2 separate regions of the Homo sapiens genome follow, and region 1 is linked to region 2. A link is an interaction called in ENCODE POLR2A ChIA-PET data of the cell type or tissue named here. Cell type or tissue: OCI-LY7. All regions are shown on one strand.

Region 1 (2,500 bases), 230 kb before region 2:
TATAATGTGTTTGCGTTATTGCTATAGATTTAAAGGGCAGGGAAATACTTTATTGTTAAGTCTTAAGAGGGCAAGATTTTGAAACCCACTGCTACGTGATTAAATCAGTGTGTTTGCCCTGAGGCTTCAGCCATTCAATCTGAATTCATAGCCTGAAATTTTGGATACCTTCTGTGTTTGAAAATAATACTTCTTAAACAATTTTAAGACTGCCTTTGCCTATTCACATGAAAACTATTGAGGCAAATTACCAGGGTTAAGATTTTCATGTAATCAAGACTCTCAAGATAAATTTCAGTATTTTAAAGAGAAAGTTCACAGCCACTGTACATAAAATTTTAGTGGGCTTTTCATTAATCTAAAATAACTGGTCTATAAGTACTTTATCAGTGAAAACTGCTCAGCATGTAAAACGAGGAGTAGAAGAGCACAAAGGCTTCCTGCAAATTAAGGGCACAATGAGTACTAACGGACTTTCCAGCCATCTCCAGCTGTGAGATTATTATAGTTTTTGCAAACCCTTTTCTCTCAAAACTAAATCAAGAATGGTAGAGTCCTGATAAAAAGAAGTGTAGAAAAGCCTAACTAATCCTTAGATGAGTTACTTCAAACGTGCCAAAATAGAATAAAATCAGTTAATAGCATAGATTAAGGGTTACTTTTAATGCATTTTTATCACTCACATTGAGAATTTTGTTGTATGTTAATGCATTTGGCCTTAGTTAACAAAATTCAGAGGAAAAAACATAATGAAATTTGAGAGATTACATAATCACATTATTTTGAGGAAATTTAGTACTAAGTTGCGGGTGCCAGATTTGACCTAAGAGGTAAAAGTGGTGTTCTTGAGATCAGAGCTGAAACAGGTGGCTCTAAGTTTTCTGGTTATAAATAGAAGGCTAACCTATATACTTATAAGAGTTGGCTTATTATATAGATTTTGAAAAACAATGTGGCTATATGTCTTTGGATAAATATGTCCAAGTGGTTTCTTGGATAAGATTATAGAAGACTGCCAAAATCAGATCTGGATTAATGTTTCAAAAGTGCTTGATTCTTGCTAATGGTAAAGAGAAAGTGAGAAGGAGAAATTAGAGGCAGATTTTAGGTGCAAAGGTAGTCTTTATTTTATGTATATATCTAAAAATGATCTTTCATATATAGAGGGAGACTATATCATATCTACTTTTAATTCAGAGCCACATGTTAGCCAACTACTGAATTTGTGGAATTATGGCATATTATGATAAAGCTGCCAAAAATACTGGGTTAAGGAAAAATTGATTTGGCATGATGCCATTGGCAGGAGGAATTAAAAAGTGACATGTCTTTCTCTTTTTAGGTGGAGATAAATAAATATATGTGTGCATATGCTGTGTGTGTGTGTGTGTGTGTGTGTGTGTGTGTGTGTATCAAACTTAATAAAACATTGTTACAAGAGCCTGGCAGTAGGAGATTTGATAATCATGTTACATTTGCCACTCCTCCAAGATGCCAAATTCTAAGTGTCTCTATGAGGACTTAACATTTACTTCCTTGTAATAAATGTATTGCTTTTGCAGTGGGATAACAGGAAATAGTTTGACTGTCACTCCTGAGCACATGCGTGTACTATATGGGTTAGGTGTTTGTGTGTCTATGTGCCCATCCCACATATCCCATATACAAATGTAGATTTTTTTATAAGCCATGTGAGAGTAAAGTTCTGTTAATTTATAGTCAAAACATATAATTTGCCCATACATACAATTCCTTTATTGAAATTCTGACCACATTTAACCTTATTGAAAGCTTCTAGCTTGAATGAGTTTTGCTACATTGAATAAATACTATGCTGTATAGTTATTTATGTGCTTAAGAAGCTGAACTTTCATTCCATCCCAGTAAGTTCCCATGGGATAAGTTATTTTAGTAAATCAGAAAATTTCTCTGAAAGCAAAGTAATTCTTAATTTTTGGAGGCTTGAAAATGGAGAAAATAGCCATACGAGTTAGCGGGAAGAAGTTCTCATTGATTCATATCGCTAAAAAATAATTTAAAATACTTGTACTCTTAAATTATCGTGAGGGGGAAGAACCCACCACAGTGCTGCTGAATTGTTTTACTTCTGGGATTATATCTTTGTGTGTTTATAGGAGTGGGAACATTTTATCTTCTGTGTTTCTGTTGAGGTTGTTTTTCAGCAGTGCCCCAAGAAAAGTCCTGGAGTCTAGCTTTGAAGCCCGGTGGACAAGCTGGATATCAAAGAGCCAGAGGAATTCAGCAGTAATTGTTTTATGACTGGCCAGAAATCAGACCTATTTGTATAGGTAGCACACAAAATAGCTGTGATTTGACAATTTGGTGCTATTTATACCCACCATAAAAAGAGAAAAGAAAAAGTTAAAGGGATATTTTGGAAACAGGAACTAAGCTGTAAATGCAAATTGCTTCATTTTCTCAAAGGAACAAAAAAAGAAAGGGTTTAGGAAGTTTTTATTGAAGCTACATTATTGAGGAT
Region 2 (2,500 bases):
GAATATGATAGAGCTACACAAAAATACATTATGAGGTTAGAGTTACTGATGTTTGTTCAATCTCATTTTTATATATCTTTTTATATAACAAAGTTTTGTTCTTTTAGCATGTTTTTGAAGCAGTTACTAATGTAAAACCAAATGATAATAAAATTTCTCTTGATTCTGGCTTTTAATAATTCGCTAGTGCATAGATTGTTAGGTTAACATAAGTAGAATATTGTTTTATCACTTTTCAATACTTCTTTGTTTAAATTTGGCCTTACCTTTTATTGGCATAGCTATCTCAATATTTTACCCATTAATGGGAATTGGTAACATAGATTTCACTCATCTAATGGAAAGCATTTTTCCACAATTGTTTGGCATGGATGTTATGTATTTTATTTTGAGACAGAGACTTGTCTTGTCACCCAAACTGGAGTGCAGTGGCATAGCCGTAGCTCACTGCAGCCTCAAACTCCTGGGCTCAGGGGATCCTCCTGCCTCAGCCTCCCAAGTAGTTGGGACTACAGGGACACTTCACCAAGCCTGGCTAATATTTTTATTTTTTGTAGAGATGGGGATCTCACTGTGTTGCCCAGGCTGGTCTTGAACTCCTGGCTTCAAACAATCTTCCTGCCTTGGCCTCCCAAAGTGCTGGGATTACAGGCATGTGCCGCTGCACCTAGCTTGTTATGTTATTTTTTTAAATGTACATTTAAAAATTGAGTGGATTATTTTCAGTTTCCTACAGAGGAGAAACTAAATGAGGTGGACTTTTAAGTGGTTTTTTTTTTTATGTTAAGCAAAAAGAAAAGCTATATAATGTGTAAGGTGATTTTTTTTTTTAATGAAAGAAGGACCAAAACTGTGAGAAGAACCTAATACTTCAGTCAGGCATAATGAAAATTGAACAGAGAAGTAAATAAAGTGTCCTATATTTGTGTTTTCTTCTTTCATTAGTATTCATCCACAGTCTTTCTGGATATTTGTGAAAGAAGAGATAATCTTTATAGCAGGCTCTAGGTGTTCTTTTTCTAGGTGAGGTTTACATTTTATGAAAAGTTACATTTTCGTAATGTAACTAATGAGGTTACATTTTATGAAAAGTGTAGCAATGTGTCTGAAATCATTTCTGTTTAACTAGTTATACTGTACTCTTTCCCTTTTCACTATTTTTATTTTGATTGCTTTAAAGATCAAGTCACCAAAATTCTGTTCATAAATATAGTTGCCAATTAGAAAAGACAGAACTACTTTTGACATCTGTTACCTAAAGAGGAAGTATGCTCTTAGTACAGGATCAGTGCCAGCTTATGCAGGCCTCCCCTGTGATCTACCTTGACAGGTGCTCGCTTTTGAAACACTTCTAGTTGTAAACATGTGGTTTTTCTTACTTGTCTTGGACAAAAGTAATACTCTGTAGAAAATCCATTACAAAATGATTTTGCATAGCCATTTAATGTTGAAGATTGTATTGCAAATCCTGGTAGGCCCATTGTTTTGGTAGTAAAGATATATCTTGTATTAGGCAGTAGAGGAGTATGTGACCTATTGTAAATGATAGTAGCAATCAAATGTTGATTAGCTGCCATTAGAACAGCAGTGTGCTAGGTGTTTTTACTTTATTATATCAATTTAAGGTAATCACTTCTGTATGAGGTTCAGTGCCCTCACTCTATGAGCAAACTAATGTTTAAGCAATCTTCACCAAAATATACTATCAAGCAGTAGAATTAAGATACTTCAGCATATGTAGGCATACCTTCGAGACACTGCAGGTTAGGTTCCAGACAATTGTAATAAAGCAAATAGCACAATAAAATTAGGCATGTGAAGTTTTTGGTTTCCCAGTGCATATAAAAGTTATATTTATGCTATATGGTAATCTATTAAGTGTGACAGTATATATTACCTTATTAAAATATACCTTGTTGCCAGAAATGCTTACAATTTTCTTGGCCTTCAGCTAGTCATAGTCTTTTTGCTGGTAGAAGTTCTCGCCCAGATGCTGATGACTACTTATCGATTGGAGTGCTGAAGATATGAGTGGCTGTGGCAATTTTTGAAAATAAGACAATGCAGGCCAGGCGTGGTGGCTCATGCCTGTAATCCCAGCACTTTGGGAGGCCAAGGCGGGTGGATCACGAGGTCAGGAGATCGAGACCATCCTGGCTAACACAGTGAAACCCCGTCTCTACTAAAAATACAAAAAAAAAAAAAAAAAAAAAAAAAAATTAGCCGGGCGTGGTGGCGGGTGCCTGTAGTCCCAGCTACTCAGGAGGCTGAGGCAGGAGAATGGCGTGAACGAACTTGCAGTGAGCCGAGATGGTGCCACTGCACTCCAGCCTTTGTGACAGAGTGAGACTCCGTCTAAAAGAGAAAAGAAAGAAAGAAAATAAGACAATGCAGTTTGCTGCATGGACTGACTGACTTTTGCAAAAGATTTATCTGTAGCATGTGAGGTTGTTTGATAGTGCAGTAGATCTTTTAGAATTGGACTCAATTCTTTCAAACC

What was found. ChIA-PET counts read pairs that join two places held together with the same protein. Peaks named below come from ENCODE experiments on the same cell type or tissue, not always from the same donor. Only the 100,000 strongest peaks of a DNase experiment are listed, where the experiment ranks them.
Region 1: POLR2A ChIA-PET joins it to region 2 with 7 read pairs; 2 of 35 experiments call an interaction of 5 or more read pairs at or near these places.

What each region holds. Positions count from the first base shown.
Region 1 is chr9:20,601,673-20,604,172 of GRCh38, reverse strand. All of the region lies in intron 2 of MLLT3 (MLLT3 super elongation complex subunit), which reads left to right. Among named protein-coding and RNA genes, the nearest start is that of MLLT3, 20 kb to the left of the region's middle. In OCI-LY7, no CTCF peak of the experiment used is centred here; no DNase peak of the experiment used is centred here.
Region 2 is chr9:20,372,274-20,374,773 of GRCh38, reverse strand. All of the region lies in intron 5 of MLLT3 (MLLT3 super elongation complex subunit), which reads left to right. Among named protein-coding and RNA genes, the nearest start is that of MIR4473, 38 kb to the left of the region's middle. In OCI-LY7, no CTCF peak of the experiment used is centred here; a DNase peak (open chromatin) is centred at 1,323; H3K27ac peaks cover 2,133 bases.